Linked DNA regions of Homo sapiens: region 1 is linked to region 2. A link is a contact called in ENCODE Hi-C data. All regions are on one chromosome and are shown on one strand. Each heading gives the region's core, a stretch centred on a gene start or an enhancer-like site at or near the end of the contact. The rest is flanking DNA. Distances are from core to core; before and after follow the strand shown.

Region 1 (3,491 bases), core at 533-3,032, 1.4 Mb after region 2:
AAATGGGTGTCGGGAGGCAAGCACCACATGTTCAGGAGAACTAATTCTTCTTGGGCAGCCAATCAAATGTGGAGTCTGATAAATACAATTTTGCTTCCCATTCCCCATCAGCAAAGAGATTATTACAAAATAAAGTCTGTAATGATGAGTTACAGTTGGATATAAACCTATTAAAATAATGCATTATATAGATTAATTCCCTATGTATGCATTATTCAAGTGCTTTTAATACAGTTCCCCCCCTTTGGGGAGTGGGATCTTAAAATAAAAAGGAGAAAAGTTTTCATTGCTATGTTGTCCTATATATCTTGTCAAATTATGCAAAAAATACATGTAGACTTGTTTCACAAACATAACTAGATAGCATAATTACTTGGGTGGTACTAAAATTTGTTTGAACAAAGTTAGTTCTAAAGGAAGTGAGGCAGGATTCTTTTTGAGAAGTATAATATTTAATTTTTATGGGTATGGGAAAATACAGTGTAGATGAGAATAACTACGATTTGTATCCTTATTTTATCAGATAACAGTTATATAAGGTATAGAAACTTAGAGGCATTACCCAATTGTCCTGAGCCTCCTTTCACCACCTACAAAATGAAAATTATACCTATAGTTTGAACTGAATTAATTTGCAAAATTAATTTAAGAACCCAAAGTATATATTAAATGCTTAAGAGAAATACAGCCTCTTTTTAAGGCCATTGACAATTTAGGGACTGCCCCTCCTCCTCATGTCTTCGCAGACAGCTTTTCCGGAGCTTAGCAAGTGGTAGCTCGCAAAGTACTGAAATCTTCTCCTAGGATCCATGTCCTACACTGCTACAAGAATCACTGATTACATTGGCAATTCAACATTTATTAGGTCAAATGGAATCCATCGTAGCCAGGACCTCAGCTCTCCTTCAGTATGCTCAGATAACACCTGACCGAATATGGGAAGAGGCTCATTGTGTAAACACAAACGTGGAAGTGCCTTTTATTAAAACAAGATTTTACCTGTAGAAAGATTTGAGCATTCAATTTGCCTCGAGGTAGCATCTTTACCTGGAAATGAAATCTCATTCTGTTATTGGAGCCAATGTGTTTATGTCACCATTGGATGCAGGAACAACTTAAAAAATAATAGTATACATATGTTATGATTAACTCTAAACTTTTGTTTACTTTAAGGATAAGCTAAAAAAACTCACTATTGTCAAAAATAGCTTCTGTAATTTGTTCTTTTCACAAGAAGTAAAATTCTTGTGTTATTTTTTATTCTCTGTACCTTGCGAATAACTCATAACTTAGGAGTTCCCAAGTTATGTTCATTCCTCCATTGCAATCTCTGTCCCACCCTTCCCTTTCTTTCCATTTCCGTTGCAATGTAATGTAAGGTTAAGAGCATGGAATGCAAGAGGTGCCAGTTTCAACTCTAGCTCTACTGTTTCTAGCTCTGTGTCCTCGAGCACATTATGTCCCGTACTCTTGCCTCAGTTATACCATCTGTGTGTAATAATGATAATACTACCTCCTTTATAGGGTTGGTTAACTAATGGTCTGTTTTATAAAGGTCTAAAAACATTGTATACGTTGAAGGGCTTTTAAAAATGCTGTACTTTTAGCCAGGTAAAAATTCGGTTAAGAATTCAAACTAGCAAAAGATGATTCTACTTTGGCCCAAAGGCAGTGGTTTCCTGGGTTTGTGTCATCTTGCTTTGCAGCGTGTAGACAATTCTTCAGGAGTTGCAGAGAGAAAAATAACATGCCAGATTTTGGGGTCACAGTGCCATCTGCTGAAGAAAGGAGTGTTGCTCGAACAATGAGTCCACATGATCACAATTTGCGTAAGTACTAGGCCTAGCCAAAAAACAAAACAAAACAAAACAAAAAGAATGCAATAAGTTATGGACTCTTGTACATTGTAGTGGAGTGAATTCCTCAACAGCTTACGCTGTATTATATATTACTGTATTAATCTCTAAATACATTATCACTTATTTATTCATGCATTGATTTATTCATTAGTTAACATTTGTTAAGCACCTACTTTCCTGTTGGTGCCGCAACAACAGAGATGAAGAAAACAGGCATGATCTGTTTCCTTTGGTGCTCTCAGTTTAACAGGGACACAGAATTCAAAAGGGAATATACCAGGGAGGCGTAGAAAGCTGCTTTAGGGGGCAGCGGATGCTGCTCTTGTCTGGGAGATGGGTGCGTTTGAGGAAAGCTTGTGTCTTAGTCAGTCTATGCTGCTACAACTAAAGTCCTGAGTCTAGGTAATTTATAAACAATAGAGATTTATTCCTGACAGTTCTGGAGGCTGGAAAATCCAAGATCAAGGCACCTGTAGGTTTAATGGCTGGTGAGAGGTCCAGTCTCTCCTTCTAAGATGCCAACTTGTTGCTGTGTCCTCTGCAGGGCAGAATGCTATGTCCTTACATGGTAGAAGAACAGAAGAGAATGAACCTTGATATGGTTTGGCTGTGTCCTCACCCAAAATCTCATCTTGAATTGTAATCCCCATAATCTCCATGTGTCAAGGGAAAGACCAGGTGGAGATAATTGAATCAAGGGGGCGGTTTCGCCTACTCTGTTTTCGTGATAGTGAGTGAGTTCTCACGAGGTCTGATGGTTTTGTGTTTGGTAGTTCTTCCTGCATTTATTCTTGATCTTGCCGCCCTGTTAAGAAGGTGCCTTGCTTTCCCTTCACCTCCCGCCATGATTGTAAGGTTCCTGAGGCCTCCCCAGCCATGTGGAACTGCGAGTCAATTAAACCTCTTTCCTTTCTAAATTACCCAGTGTTGGGCAGTTCTTTATAGCAGTGGGAGAATGGACCAACACAAACTCGTTCCCTCAAGCCCTTCTATAAGAGACCCAATCCCATTCTTGAGGGCTCTGTCCTCAGACTTAAAGACCCCCGCCTCATTGTAAAACCACATTGGCCATTAAATTTCAACTACGAACTCTGGAGGACACATTCAAATCATAGCAGCTTCCTTGATGGGAGTAACATAGACGCTGAGTCTTAAGGATAGGCAGACGGTAGAATGCAGCTGGCTGAACAATAGGAGAAAGGCATCATAGGCAGCAGGAAAAGCAAGTGCAAAGGCCCTGAGGCAGGAGGGAGCGTGTAGCATTCACAGAATGGAGGCCCAAGAGGGTGAAGCACAGTGAGTGAGGGGAAAGATGGTCCAAAACAAGGTCAGGGAGGGAGGCTAGGCCCTGGTAAGAAATTTAAGTGCAATGGGAAAACAATGAAACATTTCAAACAGCGTTATGGAAAAACCATTTGCAAAATTGTTTAGCTAAATACAAACTGACAGTACTTAACATTACCCAGCACAGTAAGATTCAAAAGAAGTGCAAAATATTCGGAAGGTGGATTTGAATGATTTAAGTCTGGGGAACACTGTCATGTTCCTCGGGTGCCCTCTGCAGGCGCCAAACCAAATTGCTGCGTGATCCTGGGGATTTGCTCCTTCTTGCCTCTCACTCCTCATGGCCAG
Region 2 (3,490 bases), core at 648-3,147:
AGGAACAGAGTCTCACAGCAGGAGGTGAGCAGCGGGTGAGTGAGTGAAGCTTCATCTGTATTTACAGCTGCTCCCCACTGCTCGCGTTACCACTTAAGCTCTGCCTCTTGTCAGATCAGCAGCAGCATTAGATTATCATAGGAGTGCGAACCCTGTTGTGAACCATGCATGCAAGGGAACTAGGTTGCATGCTCCTTATAAGAATCTAATGCCTGATGTCATCTGTCACTGTCTCCCATCACCCCCAGACAGGACCATCTAGTTTTAGGGAAACAAGCTCAGGGGTCCCACTGATTCTACATTTTGGTGAGTTTTATAATTATTTCATTAAATATTACAACGTAATAATAGAAATAAAGTGCACAATAAATGTAATGCACTTGAATCATCCCAAAACCAACCCCCGACCTTCAGTCCGCGGAAAAAACTGTCTTCCACAAAAACCAGTCTTTGGTGCCAAAAAGATTGGGGACTGCTGCCCTAGGACATATTTTTAGTTGACAAACAGGCTTATAAAGCAATCAGACCAAGGAGGAAGGGCTCCTTTCTGTTGGAATGAAACAGGATGGGATGTAGGCCTGGAGGGGCTGACAGCCATGCTGATATCATATGAACCTGGGAGGGGAGCCAACTTGGAGAGGAGCTGTGCTGAGGGATGGCACGAATCATATTCTGGGGATTCAGTGACATCAGTCAACAAGGCCCCATTAATAATTAAGCCAGTTTAAGTTAAAGATTTCTGTTATTGGCTACAGGGCGCAGAGGAACGAAACACTTGATATAAGATTTAAACAAATTGAAAATGTTTAAATTAATTATTTTCTTTTTACAGATGCACTGAAACTTTTATTCACAAACTTAACTCAAAGTATCCTAATTTAAGACATAGTCAGGGAGCAAAGAGAGTGCAGAGTTAAAAATTACTGTCTTTAAAGTCAGTAGACCTGAGTTCTAGTCTTACCTCTACTGCTTTATTTTAAGAATGTAGTCATTAATTCAGTTAAATAGCCAATATTTTTTGAATGCCTGTCCATATGTTACAAACTCATTTCACCTGAGCATGATATGAAAAAAAACTAAAATTTTTAGCCATGTAATATGTAATTTGGGGTAAGTTTTTTTTTCATTTCTGTAAACTAGTTTCTTCATTTGTAAAATGGTAACAGTAATTGTAATCACCTTATCACACATGAATGATACTTTGAGTCGTATTTTGCCTTTTGAACATATACAGTTATTTGAAGAAAGGTCTTTACCTTGAAAGACATGACTAGAAAACAAAGATACATATGTCCTTGGGTGTAAACACTCCTGTCTGCAAGGGTCTAGCTCTGATGAACTCTGAAGGTCATTTCCAAGAGAGCAGTATTAGTTAGGATGCAGAAAAGGCTGCTGCTATATGAAAATACAATGGTTTAAATGAGCAGTAAATGGCGTTTCTCTGATGGAACAGTGCAGAACATCATCCAAGGTCGGTAAGGTGACTTAAAACTACCAGGGACATTGAGCTTTCTGTCTTACTACTTTGCTGCCTCTAGGGTGCAGCTCTTGTCCACATGGTATAGATCTCATCCTCCTGGACAAAGATGCCTGCGCTCCCACCCTCAGGAAGACGGGAGGGGAGAAAGCGGAGGGAACCCCTCCTTTCCTGTTAAGGACACGACATGGAATCTGGAAACTTCCACTTCCTCTCACACCTCATTCGCCAGAACTTAGTTATATGGTTATATCGAGGTGCAGGGGAGCCTGGGGAATATAGCCTTTAGCTGGGCTCCTTTGTGCCAAACAAAAACTACTGTTACTGTTGGACAAGGGGAGAATAAGTATTGGGGGCACCTGGCATACTCTGCCACATCTATTATTCCATATCAGAAGGAAGGAACCGCACATTCATTAGCTCCAAATCTGTTCTTGCTTCTGGGTTTCAGCCATTCCTTGGGCAGCCAAGTGGGCCTACTTCCATCTGGCCTGTGCCGTAAATCCTCTTCCCTTTGCAAAGAGCATTTCTTGCATGTAAAGCGCAGAAATCCAGGGCCATCAGCCTCTCCTGGAGTTGTGTGTGTGTGAGTGTGTGTGCGTGCACGTGTGTGTGTGTCCAAAGTCATTCTTTGGCGGAAGGCTACCTCTATGTGAATAACGGGCCCACTTGTATTTTATATTAGCTTCTGCTTTATTTCATAATTTTTTAAGGGAACACTTTTTCCTCTCATGCAGGAAAATCTAATTATGCAGTGACAGCAGTTGGCTGACTCGGGCACAACACAACATGTCAATTTTCAGTTGCTTACACGGTCTCACAGAAACTGTTAGAAATTGTTTTGAAATCTGGCATACATTTCAGTCATGTTAATTCCTACAACTGTGCCAAACTAGATGAAATTTGGCTCCTCCACACTCTGGGGAAGGTGGGGGATTGAGAAAGGCGAAGTTGTTGTGTTTTGTTTTTTTTTTTCCCGGCAGTGACATCATCTCTTCATCCTCCCCTTATGATGAACGGTGTCCTCAAACAAGCCAAAAAGTAATATAACTTTATATTTACAAGACCGAGTGACAAAATGATGGCCAGAGACTGGAGCTGTGCTATAAAACGATTGAAGAAATACAGATGGCATGATGGTTTTTTTTTCTTCCAACAGATTTGTGCCAGATGTGTGAATATTGATAATTTCTCTGGAGCTCAACTCAAGGCACAATATAGATTTCTGTTTGATGGAGGGACAGGAGAGTGAGAATTCATCCCAGCGATGGTATTTACAGGAAATGTTTTGCCTCTTCTTCCAAATCTGTCAAAGCAGAACCAGAAATCCCAAATTTCCAAATGAGCCTCTGAGTCACCCTTTGTTCTGGACCCAATTTTTATCTCCTCAGTAATTGACAGACTGGAAAATTCATTTGTGAAAACATGTGGTAGGTTTCTAAAAGTGGAGCCTCTCAACTGGCTGAACTGATCCCTGTGCATCAATTCAGGGCATGAGTAGTAGCAAAATCTTAGAAAAGCATCTTAGAAAGGTATCCACTTTATCATCAGTCTTCTCCATAGAATCTTAATAATAAAAATATTTTAATAGAATGATATTTTTCAACACTTGTGATGGAAAAACTTGAAAAAATGTACTTATTTCCAAAGCTCTTCTAGGTTTCCTTTTTATTCTTTCTAGTATTCTAATACCCCTGAACCCATTTTAAAATAAGATTCTGGGAGCCAGAAAATTTCAATAAAGTTCAGTTTTTTAATCCAACTTTGATTTTGCTTAATATCAGACAGAATTATTGAAAAGATTTTTTTAAAAAAACAGAAATATTTATTATTCTTAGAAAGATTCAGCTTTGATCAAATAATTAAGCAAGTCAATTTCAAAATCAGTATAAAAATGTTTTCATATCTGTACCTTGCTATCTTCTGTGAAGCATTTCAAATGACTTTAGAGGAAGACATCTATAATGGAAAACATAAGTAGAGAAATAAGGAAGAGAGGCAAAAAGACAGAGA

The links. Hi-C counts contacts between places; a loop is a spot of excess contacts on that map. Pooled maps may share reads with other maps.
Region 1: a pooled map shows a loop between it and region 2 (5-fold over the local background). The contact joins two enhancer-like sites. A Hi-C loop is called at or near these places in 2 of 50 pooled maps.

The regions. Positions count from the first base shown.
Region 1 is chr20:54,196,412-54,199,902 of GRCh38, forward strand. No RefSeq gene overlaps it. Among named protein-coding and RNA genes, the nearest start is that of PFDN4, 9.9 kb to the right of the region's middle. Within about 2 kb of position 1,783, at least 3 of the 41 ENCODE cell types and tissues checked have a DNase peak (open chromatin) inside an H3K27ac peak, as active enhancers do.
Region 2 is chr20:52,746,379-52,749,868 of GRCh38, forward strand. No RefSeq gene overlaps it. Among named protein-coding and RNA genes, the nearest start is that of LINC01524, 130 kb to the left of the region's middle. Within about 2 kb of position 1,898, at least 3 of the 41 ENCODE cell types and tissues checked have a DNase peak (open chromatin) inside an H3K27ac peak, as active enhancers do.